Regions from separate parts of the Homo sapiens genome. Here all the other regions are linked to region 1. The links are chromatin loops, found by intact Hi-C in ENCODE. Cell type or tissue: OCI-LY7. All regions are shown on one strand. Each heading gives the region's core, and the rest is flanking DNA. Links, peaks and the distances in the headings are about the cores only.

Region 1 (5,342 bases), core at 705-4,704:
CCACTGGGTCCCTCCCATGACACATGGGAATTATGGGAGCTACAATTCAAGATGAGATTTGGGTGGGGACACAGCCAAATCATATCATTGCTCTAGGAGATCTATTGATCTAGGTCCGATATTGGATTTTAGGTAAACAGCAAATGGAATTTATGATTGAATCTAATCACTCCTGGCATCCTTCATTACTGATTTATAATATTCTTCCCAGTCCTTATTATTTTTCTTCCTTGTTCCTATTCCTTACACATCAAGTGGATATAAAATGTTTTTTTAAAACAACAGGGTACTGGATATTCTCCACTTGCCGCTCTCTGTATCCATTCTCCACCCTGCTCTGTGACCTTGACCCTGGTGAATGACCTTTATAGATTACATCACCTGGCTCCCTTGCTCTCCCATTGGGCTTGGCCAGTGAGAGACCACTGGGAGGCACCCGCAGAATATTGGTGAACTGAAGGAAAAAGTGGCTGGGGAGTTGGATTCCCTGGCTCCCTCGCTGATAGGCTGTGGTTCAGAAGCTGCCATGTCCCTCCACTGCAGTGTGGTTTTCTCGTATAGCTACAGATCTTGCCAGATTCCAGTAACAGCTCCTTCCCCTGTCCCTTCAGACCTTGACATAGCAGCTTCCCCCTGCTGCTAGCCCTGCCTGGATGTTTCAGTATCCTTTATTGGATTTCTTTGACCTCGGCCACGTCTTTGTGAACAGTTCTTTATTAAACTTCTTTTCCAGCTGGGACCTGCCTGATGCAAGCAATACTAACATAATCAACATATATAGGATTTAATATGAGTCAAGTAACAGAAGACATATTTCATATTAGGTGAATACTAGAATGTTTTGCAGGAATTTTTAAAATCTTGGCAATGTTAGCCAATATCCAAAGGTAGTAGACTCACTTTGTTTTGCTTCTTTTTTTTCCTTTTTTTTTTTGAGACAGAGTCTTGCTTTCTAGCACAGGCTGGAGTGCAGTGGTGCACTCTCGGCTCACTACACCCTCCACCTCCTAGGTTCAAGCAATTCTTCTGCCTCAGCTTCCTGAGTTGCTGGGACTACAGGCACGTGCCACCACTCACGCCTGTAATCCCAGCACTTTGGGAGGCTGAGGCAGGTGAATCACCTGAGGTCAGGAATTTGAGACCAGCCTGGCCAACGTAGTGAACCCCTGTCTCTACCAGAGTTACTTTTCTAAAAAATAAAAAAATAAAAAATAGAAATACCTATACATCAATCTTCCTCTTTCTCTTGCATTCATTCTTCCCCATTCACCGTTTTCAAAAGCATCTTTTGCTGCTGCTACTGCTTTATCAACATCCGCCAAAGAAGCGTAGGATACTTTGCATATTGTCTATTTCAAGGTAAGTAAAAATAGGCCCCATGAGAGATATGAAAATATGGTTCTTGGAATTAATATTGTATTAATAGAAAAAATAGAGTATTACTGATTTTAAAAAAAGTTATGATAAGAAATGAGTATATCTAGTACTACAGTAAAGAAAAAGAACAATTTTAATATGAAAATTGTGAACCAGAAATTTAGTACTTCTCATATCATACTACTTTATGGAAGAACACATTTAGGAAGATTGGAAGACTGTAGTTCTTCCAGTGCTTTAGGAAAGCTGAATTTCTTGCCATGAGTCTTCAAAGTCTGGAAAGTTTTTTCACATATATCTCTATGCAGATGAGTGCCTCTGGTGTGTATAGGTAAAGCTACCTGTCTAAATTTATCATAAATGTTCTATAAAATAGGTTACTACAGTTAATAGCAGCTGGTACCAGAATTGAGTCATTGAAAGAAAAGCATGAAGTACATTTGTGTGAAGTACTTAGAGGCAGAGTGAGAGAATAAAAGGGCTTCTTAAGACTGCCTCTTTTACAATGGTGTATTAACTAAAAATCCATGACCAGTGATCACTACTCACACTAAAGAATTACTCACAGATCCATCTGTTGGGTTGATAGTGTCGTAAGTCTTTCCATCGTCTGCATCTGTGAACTGTCCATTTATGAAACACTGGTATGGCATTTTTACCATGATTTCATTGACCTCCTTTGAAATCTGAGAGAAGTATATTAATAGATTCAATGGATTTCCGTGTTTACCAATTTGATGTCAAACAGCAATAAAGAAGCATATTCACGAATGCAGAGGGAGAAGTCAATGACATTCTAGTTCCGACTGTACAGAAGACATGCATATGTGAGATTTGGGCCTCAAGATGCTTGCCTTGGCCACTGGGGCAGGAGGGTAGAAGCTGTGAAGACAGAAGTGCTCTAGGCCAGGCTTTATACAGATTTCAGATTTTCTTTCTTAACAGATAAAAGGTAACTCACAAGACCTCTAGATAATGGAAACACCACCATCTAGTGGCAGCATTGGTGGAGCGCAGCTGTTGCCTTCATTGAAATCATTGAAAATGCCTTTGTCAATAGGTTTCCTTTTACACTGGTGCCATTTTAAGTTTGCTTTCCTTAAGTTCCTCTCTGTTTTCACTTTTTGTCTGTTACACATGTGTTGCGTAAATTGTACTCTCTGCCAGTGGCTGGCAAGCAAATTGAGGTTAGTCAATGAACTTTGATGAGGCTCAGTTTTTTTCAACAATGCAATGGGGATAATGATACTGCCTTCATGCAGTTACTGTGAGGAAAAACTGAGGTAATATATCAATGCAAGGTATTAAAAAGGAAATGTAATTATTTAAAAAATTATTTCACAGAGAGGAATTGTCAGTGCTTTAAAAAGAAACAAAAAATAGCAAGAAGGTCTCTTGCCTTTTCCCACACTGAGTGCTCATGATCTATGAGCTATTTCCATTGTGTTTATGTGGGTTATAATGAAGGAAATTTCATGGGAATTGATGTGTTCAGTGTCTGCAAACAGTCCACTTTTCTGAAATTATCATTCTTGGAATATGCTGAATGTATAACACCTAATTTGATTTTCCTAACAATTCTCTGAGGTAGATATCATTATTATATATTATTATTATATAATATTATTACCCTATAAATTGGGTGATATGAGTCAAGTAACAGAAGACGTATTTCATATTATGTGCATACTAGAATGTTTTGCAGGTAATAATTACCCAATCTATAGGGTAATAATAATATTACATAATAACATCCACCACAGAGAGTTGTTAGGAGAATCAAATTATATACTCTATAAATAGGGTAAAAATAATGGAGGAAATAATAATAATGGAGGTAATAATAATGGAGGGTAATAATAGGAGCAAACTGTGGCTTAGGGAAGTTAAGTAACTCGCCCAAGGTCACACAGCTAGTAAGCCATGCTACTTGGATTCAAACTTAGGTTGGTCTGACTCCAAAATTCATGTTCTTAACCAGATAATGCTAAACTGCTTTTCAGATTTGCCTAATTCTTATTAAAAACAAATGGGTGAGAAGTACTTCTGGGACAGGAAAGTAAGGACCTCTGAAAATCCACTCCTTCATAAAAGCAATGAGAACACTAGAAAATATTGTTAAAAAATCACTTCTCTCAGAACTCTGGAAATTAGCCAAAGGCTTGCAATAATCCATTTCAAGAAGAATAGCTGAATCACAGTAAGAAAAGTGAGCTTTATGGTGTATTAACTGCCTTATTCCCATCTTTCTCAAAAGCTCTGCAATAGCCTTGAAAAGCCAACTTCATTGCAAGTATGGTAGCTGTGAAAACCAGCAGCCTAGTAGCCTCTGGTGGGGATGAAATGGGTCTGGAGCTCTTCACAAGCCTCATCCCAAAGAACTGTTACTATTTGGCCTGCCTGGCAGCTCCCTGGAAAGCTCTACTCTCAGAGATTTTCTGGTTTTAGAGGCAGGGTCTCACTATGTTATCCAGGCTGGAGTGTAGTGGCTATTCACAGGTCTGATCAAGTGCATCACAGCCTCAAACTCCTGGACTCAAAGTGATCCTCCTGCCTCAGCCTCCTGAGTAGCTGGGACTACAGGCACATGCTACCATGCCTGGCTTGGGCTTGTCTTTACTAGATCTGACTCAGAGCTTGTTATGCACAAACAGCCCTATTCCTGGGACATTTGTCAAAAATAATCAGTGGCAATTATTTAATATTGCAGCTGCCCACAGCCACTAAAAAATGGCTGACCAAAAAACAAGAGGAATAACTGGGAATGAGATATCCATAAGAGGCATTGAAAAGCTCTGACATATTCCTGGGAATCCAGAAGACCAATATACAAGCAGGGCTTGTGCATGTGCCCAGAAAAGACCTCAGAAGGCCCTTATCTCTTAACTCTGGATGACTTTGAGGCTCTGTGCAGGCAGGAAGTGTGAAGGTAAGGCAGAATTGTAAACTGCCTGCTGGAGCACTGAAGGTATATCCCAGCACACACACAGAGCCCCCTCACAAATGCTGGGAGACTTATTGGCTCAAGGTGTCTAAGAAAATCTATGCCCAATCATTAGATGACCATTAAAGTAACTGAACAGAGACTTCAGTAGTGGCAAACAATAAAAAATAAAGACTTTACAGAATTGTCAAGGAAGTCATTGAACAACAACAACAAAAAGCAGCAGCAGCAACAGCAACAAATGTTGTGAAGGGAGATGGGGAGAAGGTCTGCTTTCTGGAGTTACCACATTCTATTATTTTAAATGACCACCTTTCAACAAAAGATTACAAGACGTGCAGAGAAACAGGAAAGTATGGCCTATAAACAGGTGAAAAAAAAGCAGCTAATAGAAACCATCCCTAGAGAAGCCTAGACATTGGATTTGCTAAAGAAAGATTTTCAATAAGCTTTTGTAAATATGTTCAATGAACTAAAGGAAACCATGTCTAAAGAATTAAAGGAAAGAGAATAATGTCTTGCCAAACAGAGAATATCAATGAAGAGATAAAAATTATTTTAAAAAGAACCAAATAAAAATGCTTAAGTTGAAAAGTGCAATAACTGAAATTAAAAAATCACTGGAGGGACCCAATAGCAAATTCAAGAAGGTGAAAAAAGCCTGAACAACAGGAAGGAATAAGAATAAAGAAAAATGAACAGAGCCTCAGAGACTTATGGGATACCATCAACTATACCAACATATGCATAAAAGGAATCCCAGAAGGAGAGGAGAATGAGAAGGGAAAGGAAAAATATTTGAAGAAAGAATAGCTGAAAATTTCCTAAATTTGATGAAAAACATTAATTTGCACATTTCAAGAATGCACAATCCAAGAAGCTCAACAAATTCTAATGGGAAAATTCAAAGGCTCCACACCTAGACACATCATAACAAATTATCAAAAGACAAAGAGAAAATCTCAAAAGCAGCAAGAGAGAAGGAACTCATCATACAAAAGAGTCCTTAATAAAATTACCA
Region 2 (4,000 bases), core at 1-4,000, 670 kb before region 1:
TGAGGCAGGAGAACGGTGTGAACCCGGGAGGTGGAGCTTGCAGTGAGCCGAGATCATGCCACTGCACTCCAGCCTGGGTGACAGAGTGAGACTCTGTCTCAAAAAAAAAAAAAAAAAAAAAAAGAATGGACCTCCTGGCCTTGTCACTAATTTTGTGGGGGAAAGCATTTAGTCTTTCAAGCATTAAGTGTGTTAGCTATAGTTTTGTAAGTTTTTTTTTTTACAAATGGGTGCTGAATTTTGTCAAATGCTTTTTCTGCATTAATTTATATGATCATATTATTTCTCTTCTTTCACCTGTTAATATGGTGGATTGCATTGATTGATTTTCAAATATTCAACTACCCTTTCATCTGTGGAATAAACTCCAGTTGGTCATCCTGTACAATCCTTGAGATATATTGCTGAATTCTATTTGCTAATATTTTGTTAAGGATTTTCATGTATATATTCATGAGGGATATTGATCTGTAGGTTTTTTTTACTACCTTGGTTTTATTTATTTGTTTGTTTGTTTTTGAGACAGAGTCTCTCTCTGTTGCTCAGGCTGGAGTTCAGTGGCGCGATCTTGGCTCAGTGTAACCTCTGCCTCCCAGGTTCAAGTGATGCTTCTGCCTCAGCCTCCTGAGTAACTGGGATTACAGGCATGTGCCGCCATGCCTGGCTAATTTTTGTATTTTTAGTAGAGACAGGATTTCGGCATCTTGGCCAGGCTGGTCTCGAACTGCTGACCTCAAGTGATCCGCCCACCTCGGCCTCCCAAAGTGCTGGAATTACAGGTGTGAGCCACCGTGCCCAGCCAGCAGCCTCAACCTCTTAAGCTCAAGCAGTCCTCTGGCCTCAGCTTCCCGAGTAGCTGGGACTACAGGCACATGCTACCATGCCTGGTTAATTTTTGTAATTTTTATAGAGACAGTGTCTCACTTTGTTGCCCAGGCTGGTCTTGAACCCCTGGGCTCAAGTCATCCTCCCACTTTGACCTCCCAAAATGCTAGGATTACAGATGTGAGCCACTGTACTCATTCCTATCTGTGGTTTTAATATCAGGGAAATACTATCTTCATAAAATGAATTGGAAAGTGTTCCCTCCTCTTCTATTTTCTGAAAGAGAATGTAGAGAGATGGTGTGAATTCCTCTTTAAACATTTGGTAGAATTCTTCAGTGAAACCATCTGGATCTGGAGACTTCTTTTTTGGGAGTTTTAAAATTGCAAATTCGATTTCCTTAACAGTTGTAGGCATACTCAAATTATCTAGTTCACATTGGGTGAGTTGTAGTCATTTGTATTTTTCAAGGAATCGGTCCTTTTTAACTAAGTTGTCAAATGAATGTGTGTTCTCACTAGCTTTAAAAAATTCTCTTCCCTCCATTAGTTTCTCTCACATTGAAATGAGATGCTGATTCCTCCACATGCCTTCCCTCCCTCCAGATCAATGACAAAACGCATTCTCCTGTGCCCTAATCCAGGACAGCATTCTTGACAGGCAGAGCCCAGGATGGGGCAGTCCCGATGTAAACCCACAGTTTCGAGGAACCAGTTGGCCTTGGACCTCTCTGAAGAGCTCTGGAACCAGAAGGGGCTGGCGGTCCTCTAAGTCACCTTAGCCTACCTGGAGAGACCTCCGAGGCGGGAGGTAGGAGCTCCGTCCTTAAGGGCAGGTTTGAGAAGTCAAAAACGCTGGGGGCCCTGGGTACCACTAGGTGGCGCTCAAAACATACAGTTGCTCTTGGAGGCCAACAGTGGACCGAAGAACCTCTGTTTAGCTAGATTTGGTCTGTGGGGCATTTGTTCTTTAAGTGAGATGCACTTTAGAGTCTAGAAGCTGCAAGGACCCCACGAGCTCTGGGTTGGTGGACTTGGTAATACTTTCTCTGACTTCCCTACTGACAAAGGAGGGAAGGCTTGAGAGGTGGTGCTGGTTGGAGGCTCCTGCGAGATGTCAGAAGCACCTACCTCCGTGTGGGCTGCTGAGACAAGCATGCCCACGCGGAGCCTCTGTGTGGTTATGAAGTGTCAACACCCCGGCCAGGCCTGTAAAGAATCTTAAAGAATCTACCCTGGGCTCCACGTCCCTTCCAGGCTGGCTCAATGCCCACACCCCTTCCAGATCCTGCCCCCTGCAGATACTTTGATCTACCCCACCACGTTAAGTATACTTTAGGGAAAGAGTCCTCTGGAGTCAGTTGGGAGGCTCAAGGTTTTGTCCTGCCTCTGCCGCTAGCAGTGTGCCTTGGGCAAGACTTGTACACATCTTTGCTAGATTCTGGACTGAGTCCAAATCCTGTCTTGACCACCCACAGCTATGGTGCCCTCTTAGGAATGTTACTTAATGTTACTTAACCTTCGTGAGCCTCAGGTTCACAACTGTCATCTGGAGATAATAAAGACACTCATCTCATCTCATAGTGTAGTGAAGTTTTATTTTTTATTTTTTTAGAGACAGGATCTTGCTCTGTTGTCCAGGCTGGAGTGCAGTGATACGATCATAGCTCACTGTAACCTTCAACTTTTGGGCTCAGGTGATCCTCCCACCTTGGCCTCCCAAAGCACTGAGATTACGGGCAGGGAGCCACCATGCCAGCCCCAGCATCGAGTAAGTGCTTGATGGACATTGGCAGTTATTATTTTATCACATTTATTTATTTATTTATTTTGAGATGGAATCGCATTCTGTCACCCAGGCTGGAGTGCAGTGGCACGATCTTGGCTCACTGCAACCTCGGCCTCCCAGGTTCAGGTGATTCTTCTGCCTCAGCCTCCTGAGTAGCTGGGACTACAGGTGCACACCACCATGTCCAGCTAATTTTTATATTTTTAATAGAGATGGGGTTTCACCATATTGGCCAGGCTGGTCTCAAACTACTGACCTTGTGATCCACCCGCCTTGGCCTCCCAAAGTGCTGGGATTACAGGCGTGAGCCATCACGCCCGGCCATTATTATTATTATTATTGTTTTTGAGACATAGTCTCACTCTGTTACCCAGGCTGGAGTGCAGTGGCATGATCACAGTGCACTGCAACATCTGCCTCTGGGGCTCAAGTGATCCTCTCACCTCATCTTCCTAAGTAGCTGGGATTATAGGTGTGCACTGCCACATCTGGCTAATTTTTTTTGGAGGGGGGTGTTTTTAGTAGAGACAGGGTTTCACCATGTTGCCTAGGCTGGGTCTTAAACTCCTAAGCTCAGGTGATCCCGCCACCTCAGCCTCCCAAAGTGCTGGGATTACAGACGTGAGCCACCATGCCCTGCCATTCCTATTGTCACTAATTTTTGTACCTCTCCCATCCCAGCCCTAGCATAGGTTTACTTGTTTTCAATTGCTGCTCTAACACATTACTACTAATAGAATGGCTAAAAACAGCACAAATTTATTCTCTTACAGTTCTAGAGGTCAGAAGTCTATAACCAAGATGTTGGCAGAGCTGTGTTCTCTCCGGAGACCTCAGGGGAAAATCCATTCCCTTGCTTTACCCAGCTTCCAGAGGCCATCCACGTTGCTGGCCTTGTGACCCCTTCTTACATCTCTCCAACCTCTTTCTTCTGTCACCCCATCTTCTGCTACTAATTTGATCCTCTTGCATCCTTTTAAGGATTTGTACCTTGGACCCATACAGATAATCCAGGATAGTTTTCTCATCTCAAGATCCTTAATAACCTGTCTGCAAATTTTCTTTTACCATGGGCAGTAACATATTCGCAGGTTTCAAAGATTAGGATATGGATGTCTTTGGGGGCCATTATTCAGTGTAGCACTCTGCGAAAACAGATTCAGTTCAAAATAAATAAGGATTGGGAAAGGGCTTCATGTGGTTTTATCTTTATATCCCCAGTGCTATGATTTGAATGTTTGTGTTTCCTCAAAATTCATATGCTGAAAACTTAACCCCCAAGGTGATGGTATGAGGAGGTGGGGCCTTTGGGAGGTGATTAGGTTTAGACGAGGTCATGAGGATTGGGCTGTTATGATGGGATTGGTGCCCTTATAAAAACAGCCAC
Region 3 (5,162 bases), core at 1,163-5,162, 230 kb before region 1:
TTTCTTAAGTAGGGGACATATGGTCTCAGAAAACAGATTTAGAAAGATAATTTTGAAATCTGTAGGAATTGAGTAATAGATATCTCTAGAAAGTGAAACTACCTGAAAAAATTTTAATTGCAGGTAAAAAAAAATCAGAAGTATAGCTCTGAACTCCTTTGACATAAAAAAGGTTAAGAAAACAAAACAAAAACTGTGATAAGAAGAAAACTCACTATATTGAGAGGGAATTAAAGAAAGGGGCAAAGAAATAACTGAGAAATTTGAAAACTATAAAAAGAATTTTGTTTTGACATGGGAGAGTCTAAAGTCATTGCTTAGAGAAAGAACATAGAGAACAAAAGGAAAAAATGCCTAATTAATTAACATATTGGAAAAAGCAGCTATGAGAAGTGACAAGTGTGAAAACCCAGACATAATCAACTTGGACTTCCAGAAGGTTTGAGATAGAGCATCACATAAGGATTTGTAGATATAATTACTACTGCTGTTGAAATGCCAAAACTCTATGTTGAGAGTAGAGAATAAAAGGATGTTGATTTTGGCAGAAATCACAGTGGCAAAAGCATCTACATTACATTTGGTTATTTAGTATATCTATACCTGTCAACATAAAAATATATGTATGAGAGCTACCTACAGAAGAGTTTGCAATTTTAAAAAAAGGTAAATGATTTCTTTTTAAAACTAAAATCAACAACAAGTTAAGGCTCAAAAGAAAACAACAGTTGCTTAAGAATAGACATATAAATCAGTGGAACAGAAGAAAGTCTAGAAATAGACCTGCATATATATATATATAGTAAATTGATTTTTGACAAAGATGCTAAGATAATTCAAGGGAGAATGATAGTCTTCCCAATAAATGGTGCTGTAACAACCGGATGTTCATACTGAAAAATATGAACCTCAAGCCTTATCATATACCATACACAAAAATTAATTCAAAATGGTCAGAGACTCAAATAAAAGCTAAAACTAGAAAATCTCTAAAACAGAAAGCCCTCACAACTGAGGGATAGGCAAAGATTTCTTAGGATATGAAAAGCACTAATCATTTGCAAAAACTGATAAACTGAACTTCATTCAAATTAGAACTTCTGCTCTTAAAATACATGGTCAAGAAAATAAAAAGGCAAAATTTAAAGATCTAATATACAGCATAAGGACTAAAGTTAATAAAATTATATTGTATTAGGGATTTTTGTTAAATAAGTAGATTTTAGCTGTTTTTGTCACACACAAAAAAATAACTACATGAGATGACAGATATTTTAATCTACTTCACTATAGTAACCATTTTACTATCTATATGTATTTCATAACATTGATACGGAAGTGCCAGGAGGGGCATGGTCCCTTTAAATGATACGGAAGAGGTGAAGGGAAGTGCTGAAGGGAAGGGAAGTGCTGTGTGGAGGAGGGTGTGGTCCTTGGCTAGGGCTCCACCCCCGGGCCTGTGCCCATGGACCTACGTGAAGACAGGCATTTTTTTTTCCCTGCCCAAATGTTGCATTTCCCAAGAACACCCTGGCCTGCCACGCCCCCATCTTGTGCCTATAAACCCCCCCGAGACCCCAGCAGGCAGACACACAGGCAGCTGGACATCGAGAGGAGCACATCAGTGGAGGAACATATGGGCGGCTGAACATCAGGAGGAACACACCAACAGGCACCAGCATGCAAGCAGGCCATCCACCAGCAGAATGATGTGGAGTCTGGCTGGGGCAGTTGGAGGAGAGCCCAGGCCTCCAAGCGGCCCGACTCCAGGGGAAAACCATCTCCCTTCTGGCTCCCCCATCTGCTGAGAGCTACTTTCACTCAATAAAACCTTGCACTCATTCTCTAAGCCCATGTGTAATCTGATTCTTCAAGTACACCAAGACAAGAACCCAGGATACAGAAAGCCCTCTGTCCTTGCGATAAGGCAGGAGTCTAATTGAGCTAGCACAAGCTGCCTACAGATGGCTAAACTAAAAGAGCACTCTGTAACACATGCCCACTGGGGCTTCAGTTGCAAACATTCACCCCTAGACAATGCTGTGGGGTCAGAGCCCCACAGCCTGCCTGTCTGTATGCTCCCCTAGAGGTTTGAGCAGCTGGGCACTGAAGAAGTAAACTACACTCCCATCACGTGCCCTGAGAGGAGGACAAGGGAAATTTTACCTTTTCAACTGGGGGCTCATCCAGGATTGTGGAAGGTGTGAGTGAATGTGAAACTGTCGGGTCTGCCTCTCTTCCGAAACTCCACCACCTTTCTCTCTTTCCTGCGGGTAAGAGGCTCTGTTTCCCTTCACAGAGTTTTAAACCGCCCTAACTGGGCCAGTCAAAACCCCCAGACTTTGTCTCTTTTTTCTCTCTCTCTCACATGGTTTAAAATGGCTCTTATCTCTTTCTTTATAATATTAAGAGTTTTGCTACAGGCTGCGGCAATGTTACTAAGTAAAATGAGCATTTGGCTCAGCCACCAAAGGTGCAAATCAGACCAATTTTTTCCTAGAGGTGCATGTATGCCTCCACCTCGACAGTCACAGGCATGCGTGGCTCAGGGCACCTCTCCTTATTCTTACCCCTCCCAGCTCAGGCACCTGGGCATGCCTGCAGCAGGCAAAAGCCAAACCCAACAGTCACAAGGGGGGCAGGAGAAAACCAGTGGTAGCCAGGACCCCACGGGGTCAACAGATAGGGCGCTTCTCGCCTGCTGTGTCAATGGAACATTTCTCCTTTGGCCAAGGAATTCAACCCAGTCTGAACCAGGAAAAAGATATAAGAATTAGAGGAACCCAGTTGCACTAAGCAAGGGGTTCTTCCCCCAGAATCTCCCCCTTTTTGCCCCTTAAACTGTTTTTCTGTTTTTTCCTTTTCCATGTGAGAGGGCTCCCCCTCCCAACTCTGTTTCTGATATGGAAGTTAAGGGAGGAATGACCCCTGCTGGCTGAGAACTGCAAATTCAGCAGGGCTCATTTGAGACACTCTAAACAGATACAAACAGCCTCTGAAATATCTTTTCAGTCCCAAACTCGATTCCAAGCTTCAGGCTGAAGCCCTAGAAAGAAAAACCAGGTGCGAGGGATTCAAAGCCAGGCAATAGGCACAATGTAAATGGGCAGGACCAATTCCTGCCAACTGAAACCCACCCCACAGAAGGAGGCCATGCTTTATGGCATGAACAGTCCCTGGGACCTCAAAGATTGCCAACAACAGGGAGAATGGGAGGCATAGGTGACAGCGTTTAATTCCTATTCTCCAGGTTTTCTCTGCTTCATGGGTACATACTGCAATTGCACCTACGGCCAGCACCTGCCAAGGTCACCAGGGCTCAGGGATAAGAGGTAGAGAGTGAAGGGAAGATGCTCGCTTTCTCTCTCCATCACATCCTGAGTTTTCGCTGAAAGAGGGAAGGGAAATGAGGGAAGCCTCTATTCCCTGTCTTTCAGAATGGGCAAACAGTTCTCTTCACCACCGCCAGCTTATACTCCTCTGGAGTGTATCCTGAACCATTGGGACTGCTTTGACCCTCATAATCTGGAGGAAAAGCACCTCATAGCTCTCTGCACAAAGGTTTGGCCAAATTATGATTTACAGGAAGGACTGGCTTGGCCTCAGGAAAGGACCATTCATTTCAATACCATATGGCAATTGGAACTTTTCTGTAGATGCGAGGACAGATGGTCTGAGGTCCCATACGTGCAGGCTTTCTATACCTTGCAAGGCAATCCCGACCTTTGCCGACAATGTAGGATTGACCTAGCCCCTGTGTTTGCTGTCTCAGGAAGGCTGCAAGTGGCAAGGCCAGGAAATTAAAGACATGAGTCCCAGAGGCACCCCCAGCAGAGAAGCCAGCACCCTCAAGCCCTGCTCCTCTGGGTCCACCCCAACCTTTCTATCCAACTTCAGCCTCTCCCTTACCCCCTCCTAGAAATCATCACTCTAAACAAGCCCCAGTCTCACTCTTGCCTTTCCAACAGATGCCCAGTGAATTTGGGCCCAGTAAGGTCCAGGTCCCCTTCTCCCTACAGAACTTAAAGCAAATGGGGGATCTTGGCAAGTTTTCAGATGACCCTGATAGATATATAGAGGCTTTCCAGAATTTCACCCAAATATTTGAACTCTCCTGGAGAGACATTATGTCACTTTTGAATTAGAACCTGATGGACGCTGAGAAGCAGGCTGTTCTGCAAGTAGCAGAGAGATTTGGGGATGAGCTTTGTATCATGTAAAGTGTCAGGGAAGAGGGTAAATATTATCCAATTGGAAGAGAAGCAGTACCAGTGTATGACCCTAAATGGGATCCCAGTGACAAGGTGGAAGACTGGAAGAGGAGACATCCTTAGGTGTGCATAATAGAGGGCATATGTAGAACTAAGACCAAGCCTTCTCTGAGACGGCAATTATACTAAGTTGTCCATGATCGATCAGGGATTTGATGAGAATCCCACTGCCTTCCTGGAGCGGCTAAGAGAGGCCTTCGTAAAGCACACCTCTCTTATCTCTTGATTCAGTTGAGGGACAGCTAATCCCAAAGGATAAATTTATTATTCAGGCAGCCCCTGATATCAGGAGGAAGCTATAAAAACAGGTCCTGGGACCAGATAGCACTTTAGAGAACCTCCTTAAAGTAGTCACCTCGGTCTTTTATAATAGAGACAGGGAGGCCCAGCAAAGGGAGAGAAATGCAGGAAAGAGAAAGAAGCTTTAATGGCCCCCAGGCAAGCCTACAAACCCTAGAATTCCCAGAGTGCACCTGTTAACTGCTAAAGATAAGGCAAGAACAGTTTTCTCTCATTCTAAAAGTTTATCCGCTCCCATATAAGGTTTAATTTCTTTCACCAGGGTGATACAATTCAAGGTACAATATTGTTGTTCGTATATTTCACTTATCTCTGTAATCTTTGGCACTAAATTCTTTCCTTGTATAACACACGTATAACCCATGTATACTTAACCTTATAAAACTTGTTTTTTTTCTCTCATGCCTAGAAGCCATCAAACTCCAAACGGTCAGGCAACCGAAGCCTTGGACGATGGCTCCCCTTTGCTAGGAACACTTAGATAGACTGGGAGAAATCTGACTGCTGTTTTGCCCAAAACAGTGCCCCCTGTCGTCAGGAAACAGCTAAGGCCGGTCATCGTCCATATTCTAACGGCAGTAAGATATACCT
Region 4 (4,000 bases), core at 1-4,000, 180 kb before region 1:
GAGGCTGAGGCAGAAGGACTGTTTGAGACTATGAGTTTGACACCAGACTAGACAACATAGTGAGACCCTGTCTCCAACAAAATATTTAAAAATTAGCCAGGCATGGTTATATGCACTTGTAGTTCCTGATACTTGGGAGGCTGAGGTGGGAGGACTGCTTGAGCCAAGGAGTTCAAGGCTGCAGTGAGCTATAATCATGCCACTGCACTCCAGCTTGGGTAACAGAGCAAGACCCCCATCTCTGAAAATAAAACTAAAAATAAAAATAAATGAGTTTGGAAGTATTTCCTCTAGTTCTATGTTTTTGGAAGATAAGGATTGGTACTATTTGAATGTTTGGTAGAATTCAGCCATGAAGCCATTTGGTTCTGGGCTTTTCTTTGTTGGGAGGATTTTAATTACTACTTTAATAACTATTTGTTATTGGTCTGTTCAGGCTTTCTATTTGTTCCTCATTCAATTCTGGCAGGTATATGTTTCTAAGAATTTATCCATTTCCTCTAGGTTATCTAATTTGTTGGCTTAAAATTGTTCAATCGTCTCTAGTGATCTTTTTTATTTCTGAGGTCTCCACTTTTATTTCTGATTTTTTAATTTCAGTCTTCTCTTTTTTTTTCTTAGTCTAGCTAAGGCTTTGTCACTCTTATATGTTAGAAGAGCCAACTAAGTTTTGTTAATGTATTTTTCTATTCTCTATTTGATTTATTTCTGCTCTGGTCTTTATTAACTCCTTCCTTCTGCTAACTTTGGGTTTACTTTATTCTTTTTTTCCTAGTTCCTTGAGGTGTAACATTAGCTTGTTTATTGGAGATCTTTCTTCTTTCTAAATGCAGGTGTTTATCGCTATAAACTTCCCTCTTAGAACTGCTTTTGCTGTGTCCCTTAGGTTTTGGTATGTTGTGTTTCCATTTTCATTTGTCTCAATATATTTTTTTAATTTCCTTTTGGATTTCTTCTTTGACCTCTTGGTTGTTCAGGAGCATGATGTTTAATTTCCACATGTTTTTGAATTTTCCAGTTTTTTTCCTATTATTGATTCCTAGTTTCATACCACTGTGATCATCAAAGATACTTGATATGATTTCAGTCTCTTAAATTTCAATCTTCTCAAAGTCTTCTTTGTTAAGACTTGTTTTGTGGCCTAATATATGATCTATCCTGGATAATGTTCCACGTGCACTTGAAAAGAATGTGTATTCCGCTGCTGTTGGATGGAATGTTTTGTACATATCTGCTAGATTCATTTGGTCTAAAGTGTAGTTCAAGTCCAATGCTTCCTAATTGATTTTCTGTCTGGATGATCTCTCCAGTGTTGAAAGTGGGGTACTGAAGTCCCCTACTACTATTGTCTTACTGTCTATTTCCCCCTTCATATCTGTTAACAATTGATCATATATATATTTAGGTGCTCTGATATTATGTGCATATATATTTACAATTGTTATATCTTCTTGATGAATTGAGACCATAAGACTTTTCTTAATGTCCAGTTCTTTGAGCACTATATAATACATGGCCTCTATAACTAAAGCCTACTGCTATCATAAAATCCTCTTTTTATCTCTAAAGACTGCTAAGTGTTTTCAAAATAGTTCAGGAAATAAACTTGAACTATAAGTTTATCAGGAAATAAACCTGAAGCTTCTCAGCAGGATGAATGGAGTCTTGGAATTTAAATGTGCCTGTTCCTAATCTTTGTATTCAGAATAAAAATATTAGGCATCCAACTGCTGATCTTAGGAGGCCCCCTAGTGCGCACAGAGCAGACACTTTAGCAATCTGAACACAGACACTTTAGAAATACCTTTAACAAATTAACTATGGGATTGATCTGTAACACAAAAAATATATTTTTAGGAGAATCAATGATACAGAAAAAATGTAAAAGACTATTTTAGTTAATTCATCTTGAATTACTTTGAGCCAACTTTCAGAAGACAAAGATTAGAAAATCCTAAGCAATATTTAATAATATTATTTTTCAAAATCATGATCTGTGATAGTAACATTCCATTTTACTTTTTTTATTTCTTGATCCAGTCAAATTATGTATGCATCACTATATAACATTCGAAATACCGAAAGCTTTAGATGGCAACACATTATGATTAAGTCTTTTATAAGGAGAGTTTATCCCTTGTATAATTTAAAAAAATAAAATTTCAGGTGGGGCGTGGTGGCTCACGCCTGTAATCCTAGCACTTTGGGAGGCCGAGGCAGGCAGATTCCCTGAGCTCAGGAGTTTGAGACCAGTCTGGGCAACACAGTGAAACCCCGTCTCTACTAAAAATACAAAAAATTAGCCGGGCATGGTAGCGTGTGCTTGTAGTAGCTGTAGTCCCAGCTACTCAGGAGGCTGAGGCACGACCATCACTTGAACCCCGGAGGCAGAGGTCTCAGTGAGCCAAGATCGTACCACTGCACTCCAGCCTGGATGACAGAGCAAGACTCTGTCTCAAAAAATTAATTAATTAATTAATTAATTAAATAAAATTGTAAAGGTCAGTGTGCATTATTTTCCTCAATAGTTGTTTATCTTCTGGAATCTCATAGTACTTAATTCTGTAACATTATAACAATTGCCATGTTTATCATGATAACATTCTTCAACGGCATTCTCTTTCTTACTTTCTTACCACTGTCTTTAACTGAGGAGATATCTGGTATTTGCAAGCAGCTGAAAAATGTGTTATAAATGACTTAATGGTAATTTAAATATCCAAATCTGCAAATAATATACCTGTATTTTATATATATATATATATATATATATATACATTTTTTAAGTTCTAGGGTACTTGTGCACAACGTGCAGGTTTGTTACATACGTATACATGTGCCATGTTGCTGTGCTGCACCCATTAACTCATCATTAACATTAGGTATTTCTCCCAATGCTATCCCTCCCCCGTCCCCCCACCCCACCACAGGCCCTGGTGTGTGATGTTCTCCACCCTGTCTCCAGGTATTCTCATTGTTCAACTCCCACCTATGAGTGAGAACATGCAGTGTTTGGTTTTCTGTCCATGCAACAGTTTGCTCAGAATGATGGTTTCCAGCTTCATCAATGTCCCTACAAAGGATGTGGGCTCATGCTTTTTTATGGCTGCATAGTATTCCATGGTGTATATGTGCCATATTTTCTTAATCCAGTCTATCATTGTTGGACATTTGGCTTGGTTCCAAGTCTTTGCTATTGTGAAAAGCGCTGCAATAAACATACGTGTGCATATGTCTTTATAGCAGCATGATTTATAATCCTTTGGGTATATACCCAGTAATGGGATCGCTGGGTCAAATGGTATTTCTAGTTCTAGATCCTTGAGGAATCGCCACACTGTCTTCCACAATGGTTGAACTAGTTTACACTCCCACCAACAGTGTAAAAGTGTTCCTATTTCTCCACATCCTCTCCAGCACCTGTTGTTTCCTGACTTTTTAATGACCGCCATTCTAACTGGTGTGAGATGGTATCTCATTGTGGTTTTGATTTGCATTTCTCTGATGGCCAGTGATGATGAGCATTTTTCATGTGTCTGTTGGCTGCATAAATGTTTTCTTTTGAAAAGTGTCTGTTCGTATCCTTCACCCACTTGTTGATGGGGTTGTTTGATTTTTTTCTTGTAAATTTAAGTTCTTTGTAGATTCTGGCTATTAGCCCTTTGTCAGATGGGTAGATTGCAAAAATTTTCTCCCATTCTATAGGTTACCTGATCACTCTGATGGTAGTTTCTTTTGCTGTGCAGAAGCTCTTTAGTTTAATTAGATCCCATTTGTCTATTTTGGCTTTTGTTGCCATTGCTTTTGGTGTTTTAGTCATGAAGTCCTTGCCCATGCCTATGTCCCGAATGGTATTGCCTAGGTTTTCTTCTAGGGTTTTTATGGTTTGAGTCTTTAATCCATCTTGAATTAATTTTTGTATAAGGTGTAAGGAAGGGATCCAGTTTCAGCTTTCTACATATGGCTAGCCAGTTTCCCCAGCATCATTTATTGAATAGGG
Region 5 (5,342 bases), core at 705-4,704, 370 kb before region 1:
CTGCAGATCAAGGCAGTCTTTTGTGACAGCATTTATATTAAAAGAGGCCCAAGATATTTATAGCCCCTATTGGAGCCTAGAGCCTAAATAGCAACTCTGTTTGATCAGCCTTTCACAGGTCATGTGATGTTTCTCCTTCAGGGTGTCCATTTGAAAGTGGGAGAAACCACTAGGAATTTGGGGGGAATAGAGCAGAGAGAGAGAGGTAGGGAAATTTGGTCCATTTGCAGATTCACGGAAGTTCAAATGTGGCGCATAGCTGCGCACAGCTTCCCCTCCTCCTTGGGTACCATGTTGCCAAGACGGGCGGTTAGAGATTCAATGGCAGAGGGCTAGATGATTCTGTTTCCAAGGGGCCCTGCTTGCCTTCCAGCCCCACCTCATATCACCCTGTCCCTCAGTTGCTGTTCCAGCCTCTTGGCCCACATTCCTCAAACATGTCAAACAGGTTCCACCAAAGGACTTGCATATTTGCTGTTCCCACTCCTGGAACATACTTCCCTGAGATCTTTCTGTGGTTGGTGCCTTCTCATCAAGTCTCAGATGAAATATCACCTCCTTTGAGAGGCCTTCTCCAACCTTCCAGGCACTGCTTCTTGCATTGCCTTGTTTTATTGTCTTCATAGCACTTGTCACCATCAGAAGTGATCTTGCTCATTAATTTGTCTGGTGTCTCTCTCATCACCTCTAGAATTTAACCTTACATTTAACTTTTATTGCTGGATATCTCTATTGGCCTATCTTAGGGCCCAATGGAGAAAGAAAAATGTTCTAATAACATATTGTAAAGGTTTGCCTAGAAAGGTATATCCTTCCCCAACATTTCCATTCACTGAAAGAAAACACCTTATTTGTCTGGTGTCTCTCTCACCACCTCTGGAATGGAACTTCTAGGGGAACAGGGACATTGGCTCTTATTGACTGCCATAACCCCAGAGTGAGACATTGCCTAACAAATGAAGGGCATTTATGAAAATACTTGCTAACATGCTGCGCTTATTATGGGCCACATCCTGTTCTAAATGTTTTGCATGATTTAATTCATTTAGTCTTCTCAACTAATCCATTTTACAGATGAGGAAATGGAGGCATAGTTTAATAAATGAAAAACATCAAATGAATTAGACTATTCAGGTATACTGGAGGTATTACTGAATTGATTCAGCAATTGTATCAGTTATCCGTTGCTACAGTAATTCTGCATAACAAAACACCCTATTTCTTCATGCTTGTTAAGGCTGCCAAGGAATGAAAGGACAAGGTTTTTATTTTTCTTCACGGTGGGGGAGATAAAAACCACATTTTATATTTTCAGAGAGTGACAATGAGCATTAATTGAGCATCTACTGTGCGTCAGGCTCTCGGTTACGTTTGGAATTAAATACTCAAAACAGTCCTCAGGAGTGTGGCATTGACCCCATTTCATTCAGTTTGTGAAACAGACTGAGAGGTAAAGTCACGTACTCTAGCTCACACAGTCTTAGGGTTATTTTAATTTCTCCCGCTCTAGCTCACACAGTCTCGCCGCTATTTTTATCTCTCCTGAGATTCTCCAGACAAAACCAGCTCGTAAGAGGGCACCCATGATGTCGTTGGTACTCAGTAGACATTAGCTGAATGAAGGAGGAGGAAAGGCCACCAACCGACCTGTGAGGGTGGATGTTCCTATCTTCGTAGTACTCAGATGAGGAAACTGGAATTTAGAGAGATTCAGTCCAAGGTCACCTGGCTAGTAAATGATCAAGTCAAGATTCCAACCCAGAAAGTTCCATTTCCAGAAGCCAGTGCTATCTGAGGGAAGTAGAATTTAGCAGTGAGGACTTCAGGACCCCAAATGCCTTCTCCACAGTTTACAGCCCCCACCGGCCAGGAGAGAGGCGAAGGGAGACCGAGGGCATATACGTTTGTCTGTAAACCCGTTGGGAGGGTACCCACCGAGGCCTGGAACCAATTCAGGCCCCGGAGCCTCCGCGTCCTGCTCCATATCCCCCTGAGCCGCAGTCTCCCTTGAGCAGAACTCTGGAGTCAGATCTTCTTCTTTGACCTCCGCCCCGTGTGTGGTTTGAGAAGGAAGAGTTGGGAATGGAGAGAGCCCTCATGCGAAGTCATTTGCTGATGAGACCCCAGCAGCTGGTGAGGGGGGCCAGGCCTGTGTGGATTTTGAGTGGGATTTGTGGCCTGAACATACTGGGGCCGCCGAGCCCCAGCTGCAGGGACAGCCAGCACTATCACCTGCCCTGCAGAGAGCAGGCATCTTTCTTTCCCTTTTGGAAACTGCCATGTGTAATTCATGGTAGAGCACAGAGAAAGACGCAATGGAGCCCCGCCCCATGGAAAATCCTAATTAGCTCCCCACAGGGCTGCCAGAATCATGGCAGGCTCCTCACAGCATCTCTGACTCTTGTCAAAGGGTGGCGGCCCTGACTGTCCAGAGGAAGAGGCCTCCCCACAACAAAACCCCTCTGGTTTGTTTTTGTTGTTGGTTTGTTTTTTTACTGCCCCAGGAATCAGGGTTATCTGCTGGACCACCTTATAATTTGCAAAGCCCCACCAACTGGTCTGCTTTCTTTAGAGTGACTTGAACCTCTGAGCATTCATCGACTCACCAAGCATCAACTGGACTCCTGCTGTGTGCAGGGGTTTTGGGCTAGGCCCCAGGGATACAGCAGTGCATAAGGCTGTGTAATCCTTGTTCTCAAGGGGCATACTTTCTGGTTGAGAGGACGCAGGTGATAGCAAATAGATATATAAGAAGATACAAGGTAGTAATAGCATGAGTGAGCCAGTGGGTGTTGCTCTTAAGCCACGCTCTTGCCTCTCAACACTGGAGTGACATGCAAATGCCATGGGGACATCTCAGGGACATACTGAGGCAGAGAGAAGAGCAAGTGCAAGGGCACCACAGCAGATGCAAGCCTGGTGGCTGGAAGAAGCAAACACAAAGGCTGTGCAAGGAAACCCTGATGAATGTGGGGATGGGGACGGACATGTGGCCAGGCAGGCACACAGGGGCCAATCTGCGGGGCCTGGTCAGACCACAGAAGTAAGGATGTTCTGCTAGGAAGCACCATTGCTTTTGCCTACTGGGCAGAAGTGCAGAAGTGTGGAGCCTCCCACTGGTGTCCTGTCATTCGAGGGTTTATTTCTGCTTATTGGGTCAGTGATTCAGCTCCTGCACCTGCTCCATGTGGGAAGGAAATGCTGTGCACTCAGTAAAGTCAGTTCCTCTCAATCCCTCCTCCTCTGGTATGTGCCCACCCAAACCACGTTTGAAATCATCAGGTCACCCTGACTTTTAACTTATACCACACTCCCCCGGGTTCTCACGTGCAAGCAAAGCTTGACTAGCTGGGCCCACATCTTTGAGTGCCCCGCCCCCCTGTTCCTGCTGTGAGTGAAGGGTTCAGGTGAAGAAGGCATAGATGTTAGGGGCAGACAGATCTTAGGTTTGAATCTCAGTCTTGCCACTTAATGGCTGTGTGGTCTTGGACAAGTCTCTTAAAGTCTCTGGACCTCAATAACACTGGGGATAATAATATCTACTTCAAAGGGTTGTTGTGAGGATGAATTGAGATAATAAATGAAGACATCTAGTGCAAGGCAAGTGCTTGATCAGTTTAAAGGTTCTCTCTTCTTGCAGTCTCTTACCAGCCTGTTGTGGAGTACCTGGAAGGAAAGGTACAACACTTCTCTAGTAACACATCACTGGGTGGCAGTGAGTACAGCTGGGCTGTCTAATGACTTTGTAATGAGTAACTTCATGCATTACCATCTAAATGATAGGATACATAGAAATAGATCATCAATAAAAAGGAATGCAGTACTGATACATGCTACATGGATGAACCTCAAAAACATTATGCTAAGTGAAAGAAATTACTCACAAAAGACCGCATATGATATGATTCTATTAATGTGAAAGTTCCAGAATGGATAAATCTATAGAGACAGAAACTAGATTAGTGGTTGCATAGGGCTTAGAAAGGGCATAGACAGAATCTTTTGGGGGTGATAAATATATTCTAAAATTAGGTTACAGCGATGATTGCACAACTCTGTAAATACATGAAAAACCACTAAATCGTGCATTTTAAATGGATGAATTTTATGGTACATAAATTATATCTCAAGCTGCTTTTTAAAAAAGAGATATAGTTTCATTACTTTCAGAAATAATACAAAGTTTAAAATGACATGCTAAGCCTGGGCAACATGGCAAAACCCCTTCTCTACAGAAAAAAATAAAATTAGCCAGGTGTGGTAGCATGCACCCGTAGTCCCAGTTGCTACTTGGGAGACAATTGAAGTCTGTTTTTCAGTCTGATAGGTCTAGAAACACTCATATACCTCTTTTTTCTTTTTGTCTGTTTTGCTTTTTTTTTTTTTTTTTTTTTTTGAGATGGAGTCTCGCTCTGTCGCCCAGGCTGGAGTGCAGTGGTGCGATCTCGGCTCCCTGCGAGCTCTGCCTCCCAGGTTCACGCCATTCTCCTGCCTCAGCCTCCCGAGTAGATGGGACTACAGGCACCCGCCACCACACCCGGCTAATTTTTTTTTGTATCTTTAGTAGAGACGGGGTTTCACCGTTTTAGCCAAGATGGTCTCGATCTCCTGACCTCGTGTTCCACCTGCCTCGGCCTCCCAAAGTGCTGGGATTACAGGCGTGAGCCACCGCGCCTGGCCTGTTTTGGTTTTTTAAAAAAGACACTGGCATAATATTTTGACAAATGCCGAAATAATATAATGTGGGATTGGGCTCTACTGGAAGTATATATGTTGTACAGCACTGGGAACAGCAAATTCCATCAGGGAGGGACAAAGTGAGGGAACAAGAGTATCAGGAAAGTTTTCTAAAGGAGGTTGCATCTGAGCATGCCGTTGAGGAATAAAAGTGTTCATCTGTCTGGCCAACCGCCACAAACTGAGTAGAGGCAGCAGCACACAAAAGAAAAGATCAGTAATATTCTATAAGCTTTGACCTGCCTGAAGAAACAGCAGCAGCATTTGTTATGGTTGTATTTTAGTTGTGTCCTTGGTGACAAGCAAACCCTCCCTGGCCATCGGACACAAGTGGATCATTGATATCAGTTGACTCCTGGTTACCCCAGTTTTGGTAACACCTGTAATGTCTTGGCCTGGATCTTGGTAGTGAAAGATTTCATCTCTCTGGTGTTTATGGTCTTGTTTTTCACCAAACTGACATTGGGAGAATCTGAGACAGACTAGAGATAGCAATGGTATCCTCCATATGGCATTAGGATTTCACCTGTATGATGTGTTTCTCCTGTGAAGCCACCTCATTGGGAAATAAATTCTGCCCCATGGCAACCGATGTTCAATCCCAG
Region 6 (5,342 bases), core at 601-4,600, 320 kb before region 1:
GTAAATTGGAGCTGAGCATGTCCACCTCTCAGGGTTGAAAGGATTCGGGGTATAATGTGTCCAGTTTCCAGCACCAAGTAAAGGTTTCCTATTTTTAGTTCCCTTCCTTCCCTGGCATAATGTCCATCCGTGTCATGATTCCAAAATGTAGTTTTGCACCAACGCAACTGCGGCCTCCTTCAAGGTGCATTTGTTTACTAAATACTGTTTAATCCCCAACGTACTGGGCATTGGGAATAGAGCTGTGAATGAGACAGATGAGCCTGCCCCAGGGGCTGGCAGCCCAGCAGATTGGCCTTTGGTGGCATTTTGGGGGAATCAGCAGTGATGGCAGAAAGTCCACCCCAACATCCTCCCCTCTGTCCTAGGGCAGGAGAAACTGCAACCAGCTCCACAGCTATGCTCGGTCCCTCCAGGGAAGAGGATTGCGCTGCTGGTGGTCAGTTTTATTTGGGTACACCTCAGCATCAGTGGCTCAGAAGCAGGAGGTGGCAGGTTATGGCCATGCCCTGTGGTGGCTGGGCCCCCTGGGGTTCGTGAGCTTTGCTGGCATGGACCTGGCTGTGCCAGGAGCCTGTCCTTCTGTTCGCCTATGTGCCATAAGCCAGACCCCAGCAAGGCTTCTCCCAAAGACGTGGGTGCCTCAGAAAGATGAAAGCAGTGATCCCTATTTCCCTAAGGGCCTCCCCAGCCTTTGACAGGGTCCTGGCAGAAAAGCTAGACTCAGTGGCTGGTTTTCGTAAGTTTTGACCCCAGGGACATTTATAGATGGCCTGAAAACTAAATCAATGGATTTTACTTACTTTTTAAAAATTCACCTTTCATCACATTAGAAATAGACCTTCTTGCCCTATCTCTGAGTCTCCTCACGTCTCTTCTCCCTTCCCCAACCCACCCTCTAAGGGTCTAAGGGTGAAGTAACAGGCGGGAGTGCCTGTCATGCACAGCACTAGGTAATAAAACACCTTTTGGGGCTTAGCCACCAAATGTCCCTCCTGTCCAAGTGTCCATATCCAAACCTGAGCTCAGTCAGGTATCCGATTGGTGTTGCTGTCACCGGGGCATTTGCCACACCCAGGTGCTCACATCATCTATTGATACCCCCAGTCTCCAGATTCTTTTTGGCATCCTCCTCCCCAGCTTCCTAATCACTGATGAGACCAGATGGCAAAACAAATGGGGACTGATTTTGCAGTGACATCGGAATTGGAAGCTTTCTTTCTGGAACTAAGTATTAAGTATTTTTTTTAAGCACTTATTTCCTTACATGTAGTTCACAAAGAGGGCGTCAGCCCTGTGCTTTGAACTTGACATGCATCGTCTCACTTAATCTTTGCTCCACACCCTTGTGTAGTAGGTATGACCAGCCCTATGAGAGATGGGGAAACTGAGGCCCAGACCAGTGAGGTGATGTGTGCAAGGTCACGCACTGGGATTCCACCCATGCACCTTGTCTCCAGGGTGTGTCCTCTTCCCACAATGCTGTTCTGCCACCGGGTTCTTTAACTGGAAGATGATGTAGATAAGACATATCTTGAATGTAGCTGTGGAGGGCATGAGGCCAGACTGTTTTTGCTAGATGCAAAATCTGGAGTCTAGCTTTCCAGATCCCACAGGGAAAAGACCTCAGAGTAGATCCAAGATTTCCCCATGGCATGGAAGAAAGAGGAAAGGGGACATTTATAAGGCCTTTGTGGGAGGCAGTAACACTGACTGTGGGTATCAGGAAAGGGCCTTGCCTGATTCTGGGGGCACCTTTAAACCCAGCAAGTTCCCCCGTGTTCAACCCTCCCTCCCAGGGCTGCATGATGGAACCCTTGAACCAGGATCAGTTGTTGGGAGTCGCAGCCAACACTTTGACACACACTGTGTTTCAGGCAGTCTTCTGAATGCTTTGCATATTCTGTGAGGTTGGTACTTCCATTAGGTGGGTGCAAAAGTAATTGTAGTTCTTGTCATCAAAAGTAATGGTAAAACTGCAATTACTTTTGCGCCAACCTAATACTATCCCTACCTTATAGATAAGGAAGTTAAGGCACAGAGAGGTGAAGTAACTTGCCTAAGATCACACATCATTAAGTAGGTGGCAGAACCAGATTCAACCCAGGGAGATTGGTTGGCTGCACTGATCTTATCTATACTGCCTCTGAGGAGGGGAACCCTGCTTTTGACGTTGTAAGGTAGGAGGAGTTGGGTGATGGGTCTGGTTTCTTTGAAAAGCCAGCGGGGGGCGCTTTGAGCCTTCTGATGATGCCATGATGGCTGCCATGCCCCCATGGCCCAGCCCTGGCAAAAGTGTGTGCCTGTGGGGGCTGCCCAGGAATGTGGGCTTATGCCTCCTCCCCGCCACCACCAGCAATCTCTGTAGCTTTTGGCTGGGCACTGCTCCTCCAAAGAAGGCAGCAGGGCTTCCCCTGCCAGGAGGGCCAGCTTCCGCCAGCAGAGCTGCTTATTGAGAGGTACCTGGTCAGCACTGGCGCCAGAGGGGCACAGGGAGGTGTTTGCTCAGGCCCAGCCCATGCTTCTCTGCAGAAGTGGACGTGCTTTTCTGTTTATTTTTCTTATTTAAAAATTTTAAATCCAACTATCTTGAAATAGTTGGAGGTACAGAGCTGCTTGAGGAAAATTCAGCCCCAAAATTCATCAGAAAGATGGTTGGCCTCAGGATCACAGGGGCACGATCCCTCCTGAAGGACCAGCAGTTCCGGGCCCTGTGTAGGCACAAGATGAATGTCATTCATTTAAATCTCACCCCGGGCCCGTTGTATAGTTGCAGAAACTGGGGCTCAGAGAGGTCAGCTTGCCCAAGGCTGTGCTGCTAACAAGGGCAGGGCTGGACCTTAAGATCCGGACCCAAATGCCTGCTGTTTCTCCCGCCCCTAGTTCTGAATACGGTCACAGGTGGAAAACGGGGTGGCCTGTGATATTCCAGTCCCATGTTTCTTACTTTGCCATGGGGAGGAATGAGGACCTGGGGTTATTGCCCTGTAGTTCATTCCACCCTTCACCCCATGGGATACCCAGTCAGCCACCAACAGCCTTTCCTGGTAGGCACTCAGGGAAGTGCCCCAGGGTGAGGAGGATTTGTGAGAACTGGCGCTCTGCCTCCTGGGAGCTTTATGGCAAAGTAACAGCAAGAGAACACAGACAAAAGACAGATAATATGGAGATCCAGAGGAGGAGGGTTTGGGATGCTTAGACAAGGGTGGGGCCTGCGTTTATCTGATAAATAACACAGTGATTCTGTATCATCATCGTGTTGTTTACGTGAACCCTGCCAGGCACCACATGCCCTCATCAGGGCAAACTGCAAAATTGCCAGGTTTGCTTCTGTTCTGCAAACATTTTTTGAGCTCCTGCTCTGGGGGCAGGCATGGTGCTCAACACAGGGGATTCCAGGATGAGCAAGGCAACAGTCCTGAACTTCAGGGAGCAGAGGTAGGGATCTATGGGTAAACAGACAGTTACAGTATGTTGTGAGAAGAGAGTAAGCTCCAGAGTCCAGTTACCTGGGTTCAAATCCTGGCTGCACCACCGGCTAGCTTTGTGACTTAAATGACCACCTCTCTGGGTTTCAGTTGCCTCATCTATAAAATGGAAATATAATACGTCTCTACCTTGTAGGAGTGATAGAAGGACTAAATGTGATTACACAAGAGCTTAGGACGATGCTTGGCACCTGGCACTCAAAATATATTAGCTCTTCTGGTGGTGCTGGTGGCTGTGCTGTGAATGATAACAGCAATAATGGTAAAAATAATAATACCACGTTCTATAAGAGAGATGAGCCTAGATCACTGGCGGAGCACCAGGAAAAGGGGATACCTGACTGATCCAAGCCTGGTGGTGGGGCTGGGTCATCCGAGACATCATCTTAGAGGAAGTGAGGAATATGGTGAGGTCTGAAAGCCCCACAGTTAGCGGGAAGAAGAGAGTGAGCAAATCCAGAGAGACTTGGGGGCAGGGGACTTGCTCCTGGGCAGGTCCCTTAGGTGCAAGAAAGCGCAGTACTTCTAGAGAAATCACAGGGGTCCAGTGCCCTGCATGGGACAGGGCTGCTGAGAGACAGAGCCTGAGGGGCTGGCAGGGGCCAGGATGCAGATGCTGGGTGCCAGGCTCAGGCATCTGCGCTTTCCATGGAAGGCAGTGGGGACTCGTCATGGGTTTAAAGCACAAGGACAGCAGAGTTAGAGCTGTGATCAGAGCCTCTGTTTTGGTCTGGAGGGGACCCAGGCTTGGAGCCCAGAAACTAGGGGATTGTCAGCAGCAGTCGAGGCTCAAGGGGATGTGGTTTGTACCAGGGTTGCCAGGATGCGGGGTTGTGGCCAGGCTGTGGGGAGTGGGTGCCTAGGTACCTGGCAGGGAACCTGGGCAGACAGCAGTGCCATTCCCTGAGATGGGACACAGGAAGAGGGCAGTGACCACTCTCAGACATTCCAAGTTGGAGGTTCCTGTGGGACATTCCATGGGCAATGTCCAACGGGAAGGTGAGAGCATGCTTCTCGCCTCTGGTATAAATCCTCCCTTCCCCAAAGTTCCCCCTGCAAGATACCATCCCTGTGCCTACAGAATCTGGGGAAAGAACATTCCATGGAGAAGGAACAGGACATTCACTGCCCTGCGTGTGGCATGTTCAGTGGAAGGAAAGGAAAGGAAGAAGAGAGAGAGAAGAGAAGAGAGAAGGAAGGTTGGGGAGGGCCATTTTGTAGAGGGTGATGATAAGAAAAAGACCAGTGACTCACAAGCTCATACAGAGAATGCCCAGCCTGGCCGAGCTGGAGATTTACCCAGAGGCATCCAGCAGAGTCCCATGTATTTCCAGATGTTTCTGGTTAGAAGTTCGTATAACTTTCAGAGAAAATGCCCTGCCCTCCTGGATTCTGGCCCAGTTTGAAGAGCACCCCAGGCTGACTGAGCGTAGCAAAGCCTCAGAGAGGCAGTGGTGGGCTGTTGGGCTGGGACCCACTGCACGTACAACTCGGGAAGCCCACCTGGCCCTCTGTGAGTCTGGCCTGTGAACTCTGATTTACCCGGAGTTGGCAGGGTTGGGGGTCTTAGAGTAGCCCTTTGAGAAGCTGGTTCAGTTCTGAACTCCATCCAGGTGTCCATGAAAGAGACTGCTTCGAGTCCCTTTCAGTCCCCCACACAGCGCTGTAGGTGTACTAGAAGTCATGTATAAACTGCCCTGAAAATCTGATTTTTGAAAGCATAGGAGAAATGCATCCTTCTGCTGCATAAAGCATCTTCATTGTGAGTCTTGATAGAAACCAAGTGTGGCTTCAGGGCTTAAGAAGGCCAAACCTCACCCTGTGACTTACACAACTGAGACCAGGAGTATCTAT

Evidence for each region. A loop is a pair of places that touch in the nucleus more often than their neighbours do. Peaks named below come from ENCODE experiments on the same cell type or tissue, not always from the same donor. Only the 100,000 strongest peaks of a DNase experiment are listed, where the experiment ranks them.
Region 2: it touches region 1 in a loop (10-fold over the local background); 94 of 110 quality-filtered maps call a loop at or near these places.
Region 3: a loop joins it to region 1, with 2.5 times the contacts of the local background. A loop is called at or near these places in 4 of 110 quality-filtered maps.
Region 4: it touches region 1 in a loop (5-fold over the local background); 31 of 110 quality-filtered maps call a loop at or near these places.
Region 5: it touches region 1 in a loop (7-fold over the local background); 14 of 110 quality-filtered maps call a loop at or near these places.
Region 6: a loop joins it to region 1, with 3 times the contacts of the local background. A loop is called at or near these places in 12 of 110 quality-filtered maps.

Annotation. Positions count from the first base shown.
Region 1 is chr12:105,050,869-105,056,210 of GRCh38, forward strand. ALDH1L2 (aldehyde dehydrogenase 1 family member L2) reads right to left here. Exons shown (of 23, transcript NM_001034173.4): 11 at 1,944-2,063; 12 at 1,222-1,349. Among named protein-coding and RNA genes, the nearest start is that of ALDH1L2, 31 kb to the right of the region's middle. In OCI-LY7, for the core only: CTCF peaks have their summits at 2,374 (motif pointing left) and 2,579; DNase peaks (open chromatin) are centred at 1,313 and 2,343; H3K4me3 peaks cover 358 bases; H3K27ac peaks cover 738 bases.
Region 2 is chr12:104,380,318-104,384,317 of GRCh38, forward strand. LOC105369949 (a long non-coding RNA gene) reads left to right here. Exons shown (of 4, transcript XR_007063432.1): 2 at 1,469-1,635. Among named protein-coding and RNA genes, the nearest start is that of CHST11, 75 kb to the right of the region's middle. In OCI-LY7, for the core only: a CTCF peak has its summit at 1,703 (motif pointing right); a DNase peak (open chromatin) is centred at 1,714.
Region 3 is chr12:104,822,684-104,827,845 of GRCh38, forward strand. All of the region lies in intron 10 of SLC41A2 (solute carrier family 41 member 2), which reads right to left. Among named protein-coding and RNA genes, the nearest start is that of SLC41A2, 130 kb to the right of the region's middle. RefSeq lists a silencer at 1,708-2,002. In OCI-LY7, for the core only: CTCF peaks have their summits at 2,898 (motif pointing left), 3,097 and 5,100 (motif pointing left); no DNase peak of the experiment used is centred there.
Region 4 is chr12:104,875,552-104,879,551 of GRCh38, forward strand. The region is part of intron 6 of SLC41A2 (solute carrier family 41 member 2); the gene reads right to left. Among named protein-coding and RNA genes, the nearest start is that of SLC41A2, 81 kb to the right of the region's middle. In OCI-LY7, for the core only: CTCF peaks have their summits at 1,749 and 1,948; a DNase peak (open chromatin) is centred at 1,750.
Region 5 is chr12:104,677,453-104,682,794 of GRCh38, forward strand. The region is part of intron 2 of CHST11 (carbohydrate sulfotransferase 11); the gene reads left to right. Among named protein-coding and RNA genes, the nearest start is that of MIR3922, 88 kb to the left of the region's middle. In OCI-LY7, for the core only: a CTCF peak has its summit at 2,800; a DNase peak (open chromatin) is centred at 2,809.
Region 6 is chr12:104,731,663-104,737,004 of GRCh38, forward strand. The region is part of intron 2 of CHST11 (carbohydrate sulfotransferase 11); the gene reads left to right. Among named protein-coding and RNA genes, the nearest start is that of MIR3922, 140 kb to the left of the region's middle. In OCI-LY7, for the core only: CTCF peaks have their summits at 2,223 (motif pointing right) and 2,429; no DNase peak of the experiment used is centred there.